Linked DNA regions of Homo sapiens: region 2 is linked to region 1. A link is an interaction called in ENCODE POLR2A ChIA-PET data of the cell type or tissue named here. Cell type or tissue: GM12878. All regions are shown on one strand.

Region 1 (5,000 bases):
GACTTAGTCTAAGCTCCTGCTTCATCTGACACAGTTCAGTTTTTGGACTTCCTTATTGTTACACACATTTCATCTTCAATCTCCATGAAATCTCCCAAAGATGTGGAACACAACCCCTTTTCTTTGATTATCATAATGATTCATTCATGACAAGCTGTGAGCTTATAGAGGACTTATGTTGCTGTCTGGGAGCATGGGGGATGTGTGTGCCTGTGTGTGTGTCAGTGTGTGCATTTACAGTAACATTAACAGTTGCAAATTGAATAACAGACTTTCTCTTTTTAAAGTCTTCCTCCTTCCTACCACTTTGACAGGCCTTTCTCCCTCTGCCTCTGACCTCTTTTTTTTTTTGGCTATCTCTTAGCAATAATCCCAACCCCCAAACTCACCCCAGTGAACAATTCTTCCAACTTTATTATACAGAATAATTCAATGTTCTCAATCTCATATCCTTAAACTCAGCCTCCTGCCCACCTGTGCACATCCAACTCTCAGACAACACAATGGGTCTTCTACCTAGAGTCTCATCCCTTCTCTTGCCCCTATATTTAATATTTCCCCACTGACAGGAATTATGCCAATTTCTTAAAATTCAGAGTGGTAGCAGTTTGGGTTTTAAACAAATACTTTAAAATAGAGATATAAACGAAGTGTTATGGAAGCTTTTTCTTTGCTTCCCTTCCTCCTTCCCTCTCTTTCTTCTCCTTCTTTCCTTTCTTCTTTCTCGCCTCCCTTCCTTCCTCTTCCTCTGCTATATTGTAAGCTATCTCTACACATATTTCTTAGCAGCCTTGTGGTTCTCCATGATAATACTGCTGAATTTGGACTAAAATTCAAGAAAAAGAGAGAAAACTGAAGGAAGGGTTGTAATGCACTACTGCCAGTCTGCTTACCCATGATATCCTTTGCTGTCTGGTTAAGTCTGTAACACAAACCTTCTTCTAAAGCTGGAGTGTTCATGTGGCAAGAACCAAGAACCTGGATACAGGATACTGGGAGAACGAATCATCTTCCTATCTTGCTGATAACCATCCCCTAATCCTGTTTACTCTTGGCCTTAAAAAGGAAGTCTGAACTTGAAGTTGGATTAAAAGTAAATTTTGTAGAATCATAACCTGAAACCATCCCAAATATTACGTTTTTTTTTGTTTTGTTTTGTTTTTTAAAGAACCAATCAGTCAATGATTCCCCTAAGCTTTAGGATGGTTTCCTTCTTCAAACCACTTGGCAGAAAGGCCGGTGTAGCCAGAATTGCTCTGCTAAGAAAAAAAGAGCACTTGCCTGGGCAGTAGTGATGCCATCTGATTAGCATTATGACTGGGCCTACTTTGGTTTAAAGAGGGGTTGCTGGAATCACTTTACTTTCGGAAATAAAATCAGGAAGTTTCATTCATTCCTACCTCATTTATTGAGCACCTACTTTATGTTATGTTCTTTGCAATGTGCTTAGGATACAAAAATCAAATAAAACATATTTGCCCTCAAGGAAGTTATAGCCTAGTGATGAAGGCAGTTTATAAAAAACCATATATGTAGGAATGTTGTAAATGTCTATCCATATAACTTATTATTTTTTTTTTTTTTTTGAGATGGAGTCTTGCACTGTCACCAGGCTGGAGTGCAGTGGCACAATCTCGGCTCACTGCAACCTCCGCCTCCCATGTTCAAGCGATTCTCCTGCCTCAGCCTCCCGAGTAGCTGGGACTACAGGCATGTGCCACCACACCCAGCTAATTTTTGTATTTTTAGTAGAGACACGGTTTCACCATGTTGGCCAGGATGGTCTCCATCTCTTGACCTTGTGATCCGCCTGCCTCAGCCTCCCAAAGTGCTGGGATTACAGGCATGAGCCACCGCACCTGGCCCATATAACTTTTAAAGTCTGATTTTGCCCCTTGTTTTTCCAAAGCCATTAACAACAACAACAACAACAAAATACTTAAATTGGTAAGGGCCTCTGTGTTCATTTTTGGGCCTCTCACTAATACTTAAGATGTACAGCCTAGAGGCTGGGCACAGTGGCTCATGCCTGTAATCCCAGCACTTTGGGAGGCTGAGGCGGGGGGATCACGAGGTCAGGAGATGGAGACCTTCCTGGCCAACATGGTAAAATCCCGTCTTTACTAAAAATACAAAAATTAGCTGGGTGTGGTGGCACCTGCCTGTAATCCCAGATATTCAGAAGGCTGAGGCACGAGAATCGCTTGAACTTGGGAGGCGGAGGTTGCAGTGAGCCAAGATTCTGCCACTGCACTCCAGCCTGGTGACAGAGTGAGACTCTGTCTCAAAAAAAAAAAAGTGTACAGCCTGGAGTAGACAAGAGATGGGGTTTCCCCCAACTCCCGGTCTGGTGCACTTTCCATGACACCATACCATGCTCCTCCATAAATGGTGGCTCCCAGCTCTTCACCACGTGGTTCTTCCTTTCACTATTAACAGTTCCCAAAAGGCTTGCTCATCTACAATAGCACAGCTCTGAAGGCCTTCAGTGCTGGATAGTTCAGATCCAGTCTCTTGGCACCCTTTTTAGAGGGTGTCTCAAGGAATCTTACCAAGTTTTATAATAGTAGTCATAGTACAGTATGGCTTTTGAAATAACTTATTTTTTCAGGTCTGAGCTGTAAAGCAAGCCTATATAACACCTCACTATGGCCCATTTCTCTTAACTGGCCTTCCTGTTTCCATTCTTCTATAGAATAATCTTTTAAAAATGTAACTTAGACCATGTCATGCCTTAAAACTCTCCAATGCCTATTGCTGTGCTTAGGGGAAAAAATACAGATTTCTTATATTGGTTTAAAAAACCCTTCCTGACCTGACCCTCTGGCAACCTTGGGGACTTCATCTCATACTACTTCTTGTCCCCCTGCACTCCAGACCACTACGCTGGCATTCTTTCAGTTCCGTGAACATGCCGAGCTCATTTCTGCTTTATGACTTCTTATCTTTTTTCTTAGCTGTTTCCTGAGCCAGACACGCAAAGAAGCATTAAGCAGTTACTATCTTGGCCAAGGCATTCCGGCATCAGGGGAAATGGAAGTGGAAGCACACTTAGAAAATGATGGATAGGCTTCTGGGTAAAAACAAACAAAAACAAGAAACAAACAAAAAACATCTCTTCCCTATAAGAACCACAAAGGACAATACAGGAATGACTGTGCTTCAGGCACTGAGAGTATCCATTTGCTTTGAGATACCTGCCTTCCCCTTTAGAGCAACAGTCCCCAATCTTTTTGGCACCAGGGACCAGTTTAGTGGAAAACAATCTTTCCATGGATGGGGCGGGGTGGGGGTTGGGGATGAAACTGAAACTGTTCCACCTGAGATCATCAGGCTTTCGTTAGATTCTCATAAGGACCACCGCCCACCTAGATCCCTTGCATGCGCAGTTCACATTAGGGCTCAGGCTCCTATGAGAATCTCATGCCACTGCTGATCTGACAGTAGGTGGGAGCTCAGGTGGTAATGCTCCCTCACTGGCTGCTCACCTCCTGCTGTGTGGCCCAGTTCCTAACAGGCCACGGACTAGTTCCAGTCTACAGCTGGAGGCTGGGGACTCCTGCTTTCATAGCGCCCTAACTTTCTGAAGGGAAAGGACAATGCATGTTTGTAGCTCAACTAATGAGGCTGTACAAGAGAGGCTTCCAAACCCATTCATCACCTGAGGACCTTACAGAAAGAGAGGTTCCTGACTCAAGTAAAATGTGAAAAAAGTTATGACACTTCTGATTCGAATGGAAACTTGAATACTTACTGAATATTTAATAACATTAATCATTCATTGCTGCTTAGGAATCATAAAGGCATTGTGGTGAAGTCTTTAAAAGTTTTAATCTTTTAGCAATCTATATTAAAATATTAGGGATTAAATTATATCTGAGATTTACTTCAACATAATACTAGAGACTGAAAAATGTCAGAAGAGGGGCTTTTTTTTTTTACAGGTTTCATCTGAATACATATTTATCAGATCAATATTACAGGTTATCACATTATCTACTACATACAGCTTTGCAAGACAGAAATCACAGTTTTCTGGCCAAGGTATGAAATGATTGCATTGTATATACAATGTACAAGGACAATGACAGTTTCTGGGTGATTTACTTCTAGCTGCACTTGTGGGTGTGTTTACGCGTGTCCATGTGAATCACCTGAGATTATGATATCAAAAATTTATAAGTATAAATTCGGTTATAATTTTCTTCTCAAATGCCTGTTTCTTTTCTTATCCTCATAGCACCCTAAAAAATAACATAACAAAAATTCCATTCCATAAAGGATCAGGGTCAACGTCACTGGTAACAGCTATAATCGACATCATTGGCCAGGGGTTAATGGCTGGATGAGGGATTCATTATAGTCTTCTGTCTTCCTCAGTATATGTTTGAAATTTTCCATAAGACAAATTTTTTTTAAATAGAGATTTCTGGGCCCCCAGCAGATTTTTCTCTCAATGGCTCTCCACTGCCACTACTAGGAAATTCGCCAGCAGTATTCCTCCTTACCTACCTATGCTATACAATGTATGAGTACTGGGAGGCAGGGGAAGGGTCTTGTTAATCAAAGCTCCCATCCTCTAAATATAATCCTCAGGAAGAAAGTATATGATTGGAGTAATTTATACAAGGTCTGCATTTAACAGTTAATCCAAAGAATGGATGCTTACAGTTTAAAGGAATTAAAGGAAAATCTAGAAAATCTGAAAGATCATTTCTCTCAGGGAGGAACTCTAGATTTTAGATTAAAGAAATCACACTTGAAACTGTACCTCTACAACAACTCTATCTTGCGTCACTCTGTCCCTAGCCCAGTACAATTCACCTCACTAACCCTCTGCTTCCTCAAACATGTTAAAGTTCATTTTGCCTAATGGCCTGCATTTTAGCCGTATGTTCTATTCAAGAATGCTTCTTTTCTTCTCCTTCTCCTTCTTATTTTTTTTTTATTTTTTTGAGACAGGGTCTCATTTTGTAACCCAGGCTGGAGCACAGTGACAT
Region 2 (5,000 bases), 98 kb before region 1:
CTTTGTTTTTGACTGTGTGGTACACTTAGGACCACTCAGAAAGAATTCATTTTAGTGGACACACACCACAGGTTAAACCAGCATGGGCAGCCCCTCCAGGAACATGGGGACCTGGTGACTTATCAGACAGAGTGAGAGACCTTGTTAGAAAAGAAATTGTGGCTGGGCACAGTAGCTCACGCCTGCAATCCCAGCAGTTTGGGAGGCCGAGGTGGATGGATCACCTGAGGTCAGGGGTTAGTCTCTACTAAAAATACAAAATACCCCGTCTCTACTAAAAATATAAAATTAGCCAAGCATGGTGGCTCATGCCTGTAGTCGCAACTACTAGGGAGGATGAGGCAGAAGAATCGCTTGAACCTGGGAGGCGGAGGTTGCAGTGAGCCGAGATGGTGCCATTGCACTCCAACCTGGCCAACAAGAGCGAAACTCCATCTCAAAAAAAAGAAAAGAAATTGTTTTGCTAACTAGCCTGATTTCATCATTTCACCATATATACATTATCAAAACATCATGTTGCACCCCATAAACATATGCAATTATTATCTGTCAATTAAAAATGAAATAAACTTTTTTAAAAGGAAAGAAAAAAAGAATTTAAAAACAAGAAATTTTTTTTTCTTTTTTTTTTTTTTTTTGAGACAGAGTCTTGCTCTGTAGCCAGGCTGGAGTGCAGTGGCGCAGTCTCGGCTCACTGCAACCTCCGCCTCCCGGGTTAAGCGATTCTCCTGCCTCAGTCTCCCGCGTAGCTGGGACTACAGGCACGTGCCACCACATCCAGCTAATTTTTGTATTTTTAGCAGAGACAGGGTTTCACCATGTTGGCCAGGATGGTCTCAATCTCCTGACCTTGTGATCCACCCACCTCGGCCTCCCAAAGTGCTGGGATTACAGGTGTGAGCCACCGTACCCGGCCCTAGAAACAAGAAAAATTGTTCACTGGTTGGATACACGATGGAGGAAGCAAGGGAAATTGGCCTCATGACTAGTTGCATTTACTTAGCAAATGAAGTCACCATCTCAGAGTAAAACATTCCACACTTAAGCTGACCCTTAAGTTCTGGTCTGATGGCTAAAAGCATGGTGGTATCCTTCATAGAACAGGGGAGGCGAGGAAAGCACAGGGAAAGGTATTCTGCTTGAGAAGATAGGAAAACACACACATAGAAAGTGTCCTGGAGTTCTAGCAAAGGGGGCGAACTGAACACAGATGTCAAATCTAGACCCCTCTCAAAGCCCTACTGAAACTGCAGCAAAGAGATTGTTTTAAGAAGATGGAGAGAATGGGGGAAGAGGTGACAAAAAAATTTTCATAAAGTGGAGAATAAAGGTTGAGCCATAACAGACGGGTGACTTGATGAAGACAATCCTAAACCAACTCGGCGGGGAAGCTAAGAACCTATGCTATTTATACTGCCGAGTTCCCAAAGTGCAGGTATTGGCGGTAATAAGGACTTCTGGAAGTAGAGGTGAATTGATTTTCTTGGGGAAGAAGGAACAGTTAAAAGAAGAATTGGTTGAAAATTGTTAACCCTACATCTCCTGACCACATTCCTAGCCACGAGTGGCCACCCTTCCCATCCTGGCAGGAAACTGGATGTTAAAGGGTTAAAACAGAAGGTTTCTGGTCTGAGAATACAAAGCACAGTTGAGAACCTACCAAACATAGAGGAAGTAAGTAAAAAGATGCATTCTGAATGCTGAGACCCAGGCTTCTTTCCACACAGCTCCTGGAAAGCTGACAGTTGGGCCTTACCAGCCAGCTAAGAGAGTAGAGGGGTCTTCTTTGGAGAAACTGAGCAGCCTAAGATGACCTAAATAAAGTTACTGACAGGCCGGGTGCAGTGGCTCACACCTGTAATCCTAGCACTTTGGGAGGCCAAGGTGGGTGGATCACCCGAGGTCAGGAGTTTGAGACCAGCATGGCCAATATGGTCAAACCCTGTCTCTACTAAAAATACAAAATTTAGCCGGGCATGGTAACATGTGCCTGTAATCCCAGCTACTTGGGAGACTGAGGCAGGAGAACTGCTTGAACCCAGGAGGTGGAGGTTGCAGTGAGCCGAAATCACGCCACTGCACTCCAGCCTGGGTGACAGAGTGAGACTCCATCTCAAAAACTAAAATAAAAATAAAATCAATCAATCAATCAATAAAGTTACTGACAGGTCCTCTTCCCCACAACGCTCCCACCCAGCCAACAAGCCCCCTTCAAACACTCAGACCTTCCAAGCAGCCTTTGAGTCCCTCACCCTCTTACATGAATAGAGACAGCCAGAGACTACTAGACACCTTAGGAAAATCATTCAAATGGAAAAGAGATCTAAACAGAAAAAAACAACTTGCAGCAAACACCGTTGAAGGTAAAAAAAAAAAAAAGGCCGGGCGCGGTGGCTCACGCCTATAATCCCAGCACTTTGGGAGGCCGAGGCGGGCGGATCACGAGGTCAGGAGATCGAGACCATCCCGGCTAAAACGGTGAAACCCCGTCTCTACTAAAAATACAAAAAATTAGCCGGGCGTAGTGGCGGGCGCCTGTAGTCCCAGCTACTTGGGAGGCTGAGGCAGGAGAATGGCGTGAACCCGGGAGGCGGAGCTTGCAGTGAGCCGAGATCCCGCCACTGCACTCCAGCCTGGGCGACAAAGCGAGACTCCGTCTCAAAAAAAAAAAAAAAAAAAAACTTTAAAAACTCAGTCTCAGAGATAAGAAGAGACAGTACATCAATAAACTAAAAGCAGGATGTTATATAAAAGAATACCCAGAACAAGAACAACAAAACAAGCTCTTGCAAATGAAAAACCTGATAGCAAAAATGAAAAGCTCAGTAGAAGGACTGAAAAAGAAAGAATAAGAAATGGACCAGATAGGCCAAGCACAGTGGCTCAATGCCTGTAATCCCAGCACCCTGGGAGGCTGAGGAGGAAGGATTGCTGAGGCCAGGAGTTCAAGACGAGCAACACAGTGAGACTCCTACCTCTACAAAAAGTGTTTTAAAACTTAGCCAGGCATGGTGGTGCATGTCTGGAGTCCCAGATACTCCCAGGAGGCTGAGGCAGGAGGATCACTTGAAGCCAGGAGTTTGAGGCTGCAGTGCGCTATGAACACGCCACTACACTCCAGCCTGAGTGACAGAGCAAGATTCTATCTCTAAAAAATAAAATAAAAATAGGTCGGGCGTGGTGGCTCACGCCTGTAATCCCAACACTTTGGGAGGCCGAGGCGGGCAGATCACTTAAGGTCAGGAGTTCGAGACCAGCCTGGCCAACATGGTGAAACCCCGTCTCTACTAAAAAATTAGCCGGGCATGATGACGTGCGCCTGTAATCCCAGCTACTCGGGAGGCTGAGGCAGAAGAATTGCTTGAACCCAGGAGGCAGAGATTGCAGTGAGCCAAGATCGCGCCACTGCACTCCAGGCTGGGCAACAGAGCGAGAATCTGTCTCCAAAAAAAAAAAAAAAGATATCAGAGGCAGGGCTCCACCAAATGAAGAAGTAAACCAAGAAAGTGATTAGGGGAGACAGGCATCAGAAGAGAAAGGAAGTCTCTAGGATGACAGTGAAGGAGGTCACACAGATGGCTGAGAACCAGCCACGGAGGAACACTCATCTAGATTAGATTAAATCAGATTGGAAGGCTCTAGGAGTCATATCTCCAAGAAGACAAAACTCAGTGAATTCTTAAGGCAAAAAGAAGATACTGATAGGGTAGAGTTGAAAGTTGAAACAACAATAAACACATAGAAATATACACACCCCAAAAAGCCGTTATTTATGTCAGGAGAGACAAAAGTTGTAAAATAAAGGAAAAGCAATCGTGTTTGATGATGTGGCTCTGCTCGAATGGTGGACACTGCTTTAACGCTATACACACTGAATGCTGAACTAAACAAAGCAATGAAAGAGGATAGGGAAGATGTAGGATGGGAGGTATACCTATAGGGGGGTGGGTTGAGGAAGGAAAAAAGGGCTAAATCCTCATCTTGAGAGGTCAATAGATACCAATACTTAAAACTAAAAAACCACAAAAGAGCAAAAGGAGCGTAATGTTTGGAGATACAGAGGAAAATTTCTTTAAAATCAGCTAAAATTTCTGAATGACTACCCATGACCATTCACACTGGCTCATGCCCAGTGCTCGTGTCTGTGGCCATGCAGTCAGCTCATTCACCAAGAGAGACTGTATACAGCATGAAATGAAAACTTTTTCACCATAAATCCTCTACAACCATTGGGGAAAAAGTCAAAGAAGGCAGCTTAACAATCTCATAACAGTTACATCCTTGAATGCTAAGGAGAATACATTATTTTTTAAAGCGTGCAGTAACTATCAGTCAAGAAGGAATTTCATCGCTACCTCCTCCCTATGATTTTCTTTCCCCTTCATAGTTATTCCTCTGACCGCCCAGCACTCAACAATAAAACTAAAAATGGAATTAGGTAATTACTATCTATAACCCAGGAAAAAATTTTTTAAAAACCATAGTATACTAAAAGAACACTTCAGCTCAGTCTAGGTCTGTGAAGCCATCTGAGGGGCAATATGGTCTAATTCTAAAGTGGAATCAAGTACAAGCAGAATATCTGAGCAAAAGGAACATAATAGCTAATTCAGAACACTTTCCACTTCTTTTTGAAACAGACGTTCACCATATTTCAATTTCAAATACTACATTATGTCTCCTAAAACATGAGATATATTCCTTTTTGAGGACTTATAATAAAAATGTTTCAGCTGGGCGCAGTGGCTCACACCTGTAATCTCAGCACTTTGGGAGGCCGAGGTAGGCAGATCACGAGGTCAGGAAATCAAGACCAGCCTGGCCAACATGATGAAACCTTGTCTCTACTAAAATTACAAAAATTAGCTGGGCATGGTGGCACGCACTTGTAGTCCCAGCTACTCGGGCGGCTGAGGCAGGAAAATTGCTTGAACCAGGGAGGCAGAGGTTGCAGTGAGCCGAGATCGCACCACTGCACTCCAATCTGGGAGAGCAAGACT

The links. Peaks named below come from ENCODE experiments on the same cell type or tissue, not always from the same donor. Only the 100,000 strongest peaks of a DNase experiment are listed, where the experiment ranks them.
Region 2: POLR2A ChIA-PET joins it to region 1 with 8 read pairs; 5 of 35 experiments call an interaction of 5 or more read pairs at or near these places.

Annotation. Positions count from the first base shown.
Region 1 is chr6:138,766,361-138,771,360 of GRCh38, forward strand. All of the region lies in intron 1 of CCDC28A-AS1 (CCDC28A antisense RNA 1), which reads right to left. Among named protein-coding and RNA genes, the nearest start is that of CCDC28A-AS1, 4.8 kb to the right of the region's middle. RefSeq lists an enhancer at 2,326-2,385. In GM12878, no CTCF peak of the experiment used is centred here; a DNase peak (open chromatin) is centred at 2,397; H3K27ac peaks cover 670 bases.
Region 2 is chr6:138,668,006-138,673,005 of GRCh38, forward strand. It overlaps a transcript of NHSL1 not described here. Among named protein-coding and RNA genes, the nearest start is that of NHSL1-AS1, 21 kb to the right of the region's middle. In GM12878, no CTCF peak of the experiment used is centred here; no DNase peak of the experiment used is centred here.